Linked DNA regions of Homo sapiens: region 1 is linked to region 2. Evidence: chromatin contacts called from ENCODE Hi-C data. All regions are on one chromosome and are shown on one strand. The core of a region is the stretch at or near the end of the contact, and the rest is flanking DNA. Distances in the headings are between cores, read along the strand shown.

Evidence for each region. Hi-C counts contacts between places; a loop is a spot of excess contacts on that map. Pooled maps may share reads with other maps.
Region 1: a map of gastrocnemius medialis shows a loop between it and region 2 (2.6-fold over the local background). The contact joins two enhancer-like sites. A Hi-C loop is called at or near these places in 25 of 168 maps with a recorded cell type or tissue (Right ventricle myocardium inferior, Right ventricle myocardium superior, aorta and 9 more), 1 of 37 single-sample maps with no recorded cell type and 19 of 50 pooled maps.

The regions. Positions count from the first base shown.
Region 1 is chr6:118,371,124-118,375,495 of GRCh38, reverse strand. No RefSeq gene overlaps it. Among named protein-coding and RNA genes, the nearest start is that of PLN, 170 kb to the left of the region's middle. Within about 2 kb of position 2,920, at least 4 of the 41 ENCODE cell types and tissues checked have a DNase peak (open chromatin) inside an H3K27ac peak, as active enhancers do; they include gastrocnemius medialis, where a contact is called at or near this core.
Region 2 is chr6:118,292,813-118,297,092 of GRCh38, reverse strand. All of the region lies in intron 7 of SLC35F1 (solute carrier family 35 member F1), which reads right to left. Among named protein-coding and RNA genes, the nearest start is that of PLN, 250 kb to the left of the region's middle. Within about 2 kb of position 1,485, at least 3 of the 41 ENCODE cell types and tissues checked have a DNase peak (open chromatin) inside an H3K27ac peak, as active enhancers do; they include gastrocnemius medialis, where a contact is called at or near this core.

The sequences.
Region 1 (4,372 bases), core at 1,671-4,170, 77 kb before region 2:
TCCTGTCTACCCTCCCATCATCCCCAGGCTTACACCTGGAGGTAGCTGGAGTTATCAATTGGGTATCATTTCAAAAATCTTCTCTACTCACAAACACACATACTTGTATACACACAGTACACGTAAGTATGAATTTCTCCTCTCTCTCTCCCTCCCTCCCTCCATCCCTTCCCATCTCTTCCTCCCTCCCTCCCTCCTTCCCTCCCTTCTTTCCTTCTAAAAATGGGATCCCCTCTAGTTATGTCATCAAATCCTTTTTCTACCCAGCAAGCATCATAGTGATCCTTCCACAATAGCACATACAAGTTTGCCCCATTTTTAAAACTGCGTTTTGGTATTCTGAATCTCAAATGTGCTATAATTTATTAACTATTCTCCTATTGTTTGGCATTTAGGTTGCTACCAGTTTTTCAAGGTCACCAATAATGTCACAAATTTGGGAATAAGGGGTGAATAAAATAGGGTTAAGGTAAAGGAGCAAGAAGGGAGTTGATCTGTGCCATTAGATAATCTGAGAACTCAATGTCAAAACACAGTCAGAATTATGTTTCATCAGGCCTTTGATAACTGAGAGCTGACCTCAGGCTACCACACCTCAGATACGATGGTGGCAGGCCACTTGCTGGCTGAAAGTAGCTGCCTTGTGAGTGTCCAGAAGCTACAACCTATGCAAGTGGGTGAAAGAGACTATGGCACCTCCAAACTCATAATCTCCGGCAGAACATATGAAAGACCTCATTTTTGAGCTTATATGTGGGAGGGCTCCTGGGCCAGTCTGCACCTGGACACATCCTTCAATGTTCTGTTAAGAATCCTGATGCCATTGGGTTTCTGGAAAGGCCTGAGGTCTCAGACCACCCCGGGGGCTCACCTAGAATCTTGAGGTCAGTTCATTCCACCCTGTTTCTCATCCTCGTCAGCCAGTCATAGCCCCAAATGCAAGCCCCTCTGCCCACTGAATTTTCATGTTCTGCCTCTCATTTAATCCTTCCATGGCTGTCTTCCCACCCAGGCTTTCTGTTGGTCCTTCAGAGTCCTCTACACACTCCTCCTGATCACAGAGCAATTCCTTTGACTTCCTCGTTCTGTACCTGCATCTGACTATCTGAAGAAAACATCATTAATTTTGTAGTCTTTTCAAGGATCGTGTGGAGCCTGCTGATTCTTCAACATCTTCACCATCTCTGAGCCTGAGTCTGAGGATGGGATGAGGAAGAAAAAAATCAGAAGCGAGAGGAGAGTTGGCTTCCAAATAATATCCTTATCCCCTTATGGATGGCTCCCTGTAATGCGGGCTATATCATCCCTTCCCTTTCTTGTCACTCTCATCTTCTAAACTCTTGGTCATTTTTCTAAATTTACGGAAAAAATTGGTTCTTGTGTGCATCATAATCTTCCCATCTTTATAAGTCCCACCTTCAGCCTGGGAGATTCCATTTGCAATGTGGGTACTCAGTGAAGATCCTGGTCTAATGGACTCTTGACTGTCTCCACTTCAGGAATCACCACCTCCGCTCTCCCATTTCCATCCTCCACACCCATGTGCATATCTCCTCCATCAGAACTCTTTTCCTCTAAGTTCTTAAGTTCCCACATCTCTCTCTCTGCCTGAATTTCCTCTCCTCCCAGCCCTCTCACTCCTTCACTCTCATCTGCTTTGCAGCCTCATCATGATCTTCACGCTGACATTGTGAGCCCAGAGCCCCTGCCTCGGATTTCAGGCACTCATTGTATGTCTTACCCAATGAGTCTTGGTGCAGATTTATCCTTGACTTTCTATCCTACCTGTCTTACCCTCTCCCTCTCTGTAGTCAAATCCATGTCCAAAAGCAAGCCATCTTCCACCTGAGCTGTTTTAATTTTCTCTGGAAAGCCCTCCCCACTCCTAGTTTTTCTTTGTAATTTCACCTTGATCAGCTTCCCCCGATGCCAAACAAACTATTCCATGACAGGGAAATCTTGACTTTCCCTTTCTTCCATGTGATTGTAGACTCTCCCTATTGCTATCGACCCCCCACACCCCAGTCCTTATTGTGCTTGCCTTCTGCTGTTCATCAGTCTGGCCCTTAACTTTCTTCTACTCACTTTCATGGGGCTCTAGAGCTGCCTGCCAGCCCAGAACAGCTTCATTTTGGAGGCCCAGGGGCACATCAGAGGATATTTTCAAATTCTCTTATAATATATTATGTCTTGAAATCAAAATGGGACAAATTGACTTTGGCAATTAAAATTCTCAAACAGATAAATGTTGCTACAAAATATAAAACCTAGAAACAGGAACCATAATTATGATGGTAATAATATTACATACCAGTATATAATAATAGTTATATACTGCTTTCATTATTGAAAGAGGGATTTCTATCTATTATCCTATTTGATTCCTACTCCACAAAGCTCTAAAAAGTAGCACTCTTTCATTTTTGTAGATGGCAAACTGAGTTACGGTGACGCAAAGTGACTTCTGTTGGTTTACATACTATTTAGCTTAGGGAACAAAGCACATTAGAGCACATGATTTCTGAATCTAAACTTTGTGCTCTGTTTTGTACCTTGTTGGCTTTCCAAAAAGTATCTAATTTATTCCAAAGGGGAGGAAAACTCAGTAAAGTTTGAATTAATCTAAGACTTTGTGACCCAGAAAAACCCTGTTCTTGGGGATTACAGTGAAAAGACATCATGATTTTGCACTATCCTTGAACCATTCTAAAGTTCAAGCAAGGGCATGGTTAGTAAAATACCAGCTCTAATTTTAGAAAGGATGAGAGGGGGGACAGGCAGACATGTGAGGTTTAATCAAAAGTGCTATCATTTGGGGATGTTAATAAGCTGTTATCAAGCCCCTTGTGGGTCTGGCACATTTGACCTCATTATCTGGGGAGGCACATGATATTGGATGTCAGCTTCTGGTCACCAGGCAGATGACTCAGAGCCATGGCTGCTGAAAGCCTGTTGGAGACAGAATTGCAGGATTCAATCACAGCCAAGAACTCCTTCCACACACTCTCTAAATAGCATGTGATAACTGCTTTTATCAAACAAGAGCAGCACCTGGTATTCTTCTGACCCATTAAGTTTGGATGCTCAGAGGGTACAATAAACGCCTCATCAAGAAAACATAATATTTATTCTGTTTTCAGACTCTTTGTAAAGGTACCTTTAGATAGCAGAGTCTAGCCTGTTTTCAAGGTGATCCTTGTTACAGAAAAATCCAGGGTGAGGGTAAAAACAATTTAATAACCTGATTGAGTACTCAGGCTTAGGTCTGAACAACAGGATATATAATCATGTCCTTATGTCCAACCAAGGTGACTTCTGGCCAGAGCTATGGGAAGCCACTTAGTGAGAGGATTCCAGATGGCTTCAACCACAAAATCTTCACTAACGTGAGATTTAACCATAATTGTGCAGGAAAACCTCATTCCCACCAAACATGACCACTTTTTTGGAATGTCTTAGACATATACTCCTTTTGGAAATGTGAATCTAGATTCAGAAAGTCCTGGAGTCTTCAGCTCTGAGAAAGCTGAGCAGCCCAGGTCTAAGTCAGAGGATGCTGTGAGAAGACTGCACTGCCCTTTGGTCATCCTGGTGGCTTGTTTTTGCATCAAGAAGATTCTAGGGGGTCATTACCTTCTCTAGTTTCTAAGACTTCTTCTCTGGCCCTTGGGAAACTCTTCCTCTTTTCCAGAATGACTTCAGGGGTTAGGTGTTTTAGGATTGTTAAGGGTTGATAGAGCCCTGGAAGGGCCAGGATGGAATCGAACTCAAGGGGTCTGAGTGGGGCTAAGATGCTTAAGTACCGGTGCCTGTTCCCTTGGCTGTCCGTGCTGGGTTGACATGTGTCTTAGATATTGAGGGACACGGTGCTTGGACTTTTGTTTTGTTTTTTTTTTTTCCAATAGGTTTTTGGAGAACAGGTGGTGTTTGGTTACTTGGATAAGTTCTTCAGTGGTGATTTCTGATATTTTGGTGGACTCGTCACCTGAGCAGTGTACACTGTACCCAATGTGTAGTCTTTTATCCCTCACCCCCCTCTCACCCTTCCCTTTGAGGCCCCAAAGTCCAATATATCATTCTTCTAGTGCTTGGACTTTTGCCATCACTCAACAGAAAGGTGATTATTCCCAAGAATGGTTGAAGTTGTTCAAAGGCCTTACTAAGTTAACTGTAAAAAGATGCTAGAGTATTCCCTAACTAAACATTGGTAATTGAAAATGTCTGTGGGCATTAGGTTTATTTCCTCTTAGCCCTTGATCAGGTAAATCTATTTAATCTTGATGGGAAATAGGTACCCAAAGAGCCCCCAAATGACATTGCCATCAGATATCTGTTTTAAAAAGTGGTCATTAATGGCAGAAAAAAATCTGTC
Region 2 (4,280 bases), core at 236-2,735:
TAAATATAGAGTTGAAAAAAAGTCTTCAGTCCTTGGTGGCCCCTAGAGATGTGTAGAGTAGTGGTTCTGCTTCAGCCTTTAATGTTCGAGCCAATCTTTGTTTTACATCTTAGCAAACTGATACTCTGATTTCTATGAGTTTGGTTTATTAATATTCTGGTCCATGGAAGACGGATCCACACAGGTCTGCTGACAAAATTAGGAGACTGAATGGGCAAGATTGTTGCCATTCAATCTTGTGAATACGACTGAACGGCCAGGCTGTTCATTTTGGTGACAAACACATTCCAGGCATTGTCCTGGGAGACAACTAGCTGCTTTTTTCTTGGTTATGCCCCAATCCAATCACAATCCTTTCCGTTTGAAACTTCTGCAGTACCTCTAGCCCGTTCAATCTTTCCTCACAGCTTATCATGATGACGTGAGCTCAAAATATTTGTTTTGTGATGTGGAGTTCATGAATAGATTTTTGTACAAGGAACTTTGGCTTCTGGCTATAATTCTGGGCTTGCCTCACCATTTATTCCCAACTTCTCTAATCCTTCTCATATTCCTGGGAAATGGAAATTGCTAGTGTAGCAGAGACCAGCTACTTGTTCACTAAACCCATTTTCTTTTCTTCCTGCATAGATTGACCACATTTCCCAGCCTCCCTTGCAATTATTAGGTGTGGCCATGTGACTGAGTTTTGGCCAAGAGAATGGGAGGGGCTGTAGACACACCACTCTAAACACAGCCATGAAAGTCTCCAGGCTGTCTAAGAAGGAGTCCCACAGAGGACTCCAAGTGCCTAGCCCAGGCATGGGCAGACTTCTTAAGGAGCTAGACAGTAGTAACTATTTTGGGTTTATGGGTCATATACTCTGTCACAATTACTCAACACTGCCATTGTAGCACAAAAGCAGCCATGGATAATATGTGAAGAAATGGGCATGGCTCTGCTCCAATAGAACTTTATTTACTAAAATAGGGGGTGGCTCACAGGTTAGGGTTTTCTGACTCCTGCACTAGAGGATGGCAGAGCCACAAAATGGAAGGCACCTGGGTTCCTGAATGGCTGCATGGAAATGCATCCCTTCCCCACTGCTAGAAGCTAGCAACACTTACCCTAAGTTATTCAGCAAGACGAAGCCTCAAAAGGGGCTGTACTCTTAACAGTGCAGGGGAAAGCCAAAGTCAAACGCTCATTGCTCTTCCACCTTGGTATTCCATGTGTAATACTTTGGGCTTCAGAGATGCCAGTTTCCCTAATTCTTTTCTCACTAGCAATACTTTAAAAAGTATTGTAAAGTCATAAAAGGCTAAGTATTAATTTTTAAATCTCCTATTTCTAATTACATTTGGGCACTATAAGCTTAACATCCATAGCCTTTTAAGATGTCATTTTTACATACAAGAAACCTAACAGGCTACTTATGAGGGCATTTTAAAAAATAAGAAGTGAAGTATTGCTTTTATTATGCTCATCAGCTGCCACAGGTTGAGGCTGCCTGCCCTAGTTTTCAAGTGCAGTGACATTACTGAGATTGCTCACTGACACAGAGGATCAACAGGGTTGCTTGGCTCAGGATTCTGATTCATGTCTAATGAAAGATTCCACTCTTAATGAAAGTTTCCAGTCTCTGTAAACTCTCTGGCATTGGGACTCAGATGTTAAGGATAGTTGATACTGCTGTCTACTAAAGTTTTAGTGTTTTGGAACCTTATCCTTTGCATTAATCTGCCTGGTGATTTTTGGTGTTTCTGTCATCTTCACTTATAAATAAAAAGTTATGCACCAAAACAGTGGCTGGCACATAACAGGTACAGAATAAATAAATATTGTCTGGATATCATTCTTTTAAATTTAATACATAATAATATATTATTATAATGACCTCAGGTCCAGAGTTATTTAACTTTGTTTGCCAAATCTCTTATAACAACCACCACAACAAAACAGTAAGAGAAGCTGGCACATATGGGATAGATATAATTTTAGGAGCTGACGGGGAGGGTCAGGGTGGACTGTGGAGCTCTACACCTGTCCTCATAGGATGTCACCTGGATTGCCAGCACAGGCTGCTGACATTTAAAAACTTTTCTGATTATTTTGTAACTCAAAGCAATTATTTAAAAATTATCTGGTATAAATATGAGACTAAGACACACAGAATGTTTTCTAATGAAAACATGCACATGAAATCCTACAAAATTCACATTAATCACATTACCTAGAATAGTTGGAGTTGACTTTTGGATAACTGATTTTGAAATCTCTCTTTTTTTTTTTAGTAATTATTTGTATGATAAAAAACACTTTCCTGATGCAAGAATAGTTTTATGGAGCCCATATCTTCCTAAGATATTCTTCAAACAGGATGGTCTGTGGCTTCAGCCTGTTCAGCATGGAGAGCCATATAAACCAATGGCCCAAGTGAAGTGTTTAAAGGGGACTTGGAGAGTACTTATGATGTTCATTTTTGTCTATTAGTTTCTAGTTTGTTTTAATAAAGTTACGAAAATAACATGTTCTCATGAAATTACTCTCAACTTTATTACAACAATTTTGTGGCAATATTAAGCCTTGACATGTTAATAGTAAATGTGTGAAATAAGCCATCGTCATTTAAATGTCAGGCAAAAAGGAATTTTCTGTATATTTCATGTCAGCTGCTATTTTCCTGAAGAATGTTCAGCACGCGATGGCATACAGTGAAAGAACTGTTTGGCATTTTACTTTAACAACCCTCAGATGTTTTGTATTTCTGGTTGTCACCTAAAAATTCTATGGTAAGCAATAAAGGAATCAAAGAAATCAGCCAAAAATGACTAATACAATGTTTTCTACATTTTTATGCATGAGACCCCAGGCTTGCCTTTTCAAACAGGAAAAAAGTTGGAGAGAACTCATACAAAATTGTTAAGCAGTACATCTAGTTACAAAATCATAAAATAAGGTTAATAGTCCAAAAATGAAATAAGACAGGAATTACTAACCCTGAAACATATGTTTAAGCAGAGAACTGTATCACTGCTGGTCACCTTTTATACATTATCTAACTTAATCCCCTGTGAAGCTCCATAAGGCAAATCTCATCACCTTGAAGTTTAGAGAGAATAAGTAACTGGCCCAAATAACTTAAAGCATACACAGAAGCCAGTTTAAATCTAGGCTCCTTGGACTCTGAAGTCCATGCTGTTTCGGACACACCATGCTGCTTAATTCACACTTTATGTGGCAGATGTTGAAATAGTTTTCCCACTCCAATTTATTCTCTCTCCACATGACTTAGTGTTTTCTTTATTAAAATCACATACTAGCAAGATACCTGAACTACTTTAAAAATCAGTTAGGAAATTCAACAGAGCATAGTGTCTGTAGGCAGAGAATGTGTCGTCATTGTCCAGACACAGCTTCTGAACCACATGTCCATACATCCCAGCTGGCCTGGCTTCTAGTCAGTATACTCGTATTGTCCTGGTAGAATTATTACTAGTCCTGTTGGGGTAGGCAAAATGATAATCCCCCAAAGATATTCACACCCTAATCCCTTAAACCTGTGAATATATTACTTTATGAGGTAAGAGGGACTTAGCAGATGTGGATTTTGAGGTGAGGATATTATCCTGAATTATCTGGGTGGGCTGAATGTAATAGCAGGTCCAAAAGAGAAAAGCAGGCATGGCAGAGTCTGATTTGAAGATGCCATTCTGCTGGCTTTGAAGATGGAGGAAGAGGCCATGAGCCAAGAAATACAGGTGGCCTCTAGAAGCTGGAAACGGTAAGGAAATGGATTCTCCCCTAGAGCCTCCAGAACCAACATACCTCTGCTAATACTTGATTTTAGCCCAAGTAGGCTCTGACTTCCAGAACTGTAAGATAGTAAATTTGGGTTATTTTTTAAGCCACTAAATTTGTGGTAATTTGTTACAGCAGCAATAGGAAACTAACACCCTTTCAATTTCAACAGTGTCTTGTTTGTACAATACTTATAAGATGATAGACCTCAGACCAAGCTCTGACCTTGAAAAGCCAGCACACCCTCCAATGGAAAAGCCTCCATGTCAGTCTCTTCCTGGGCTTGGTTTCAGGGGTCTCTGAGGCCCAGTCAAGCTCATTTCCTGTGCTTTCTGTGGATGGCTATAGATTTACTGCTCTGGATTCAATAATGTTGTCAGGTAATAAAGAATAGAAATACATAACCACTTCTCAAAGTCTTGTAAGATTTAGAGTTTGCAGAAGCACTATGCCTTTCAGATAGATGAATTTAGAATTAGGTCATTTGCTTCCCAGGAAC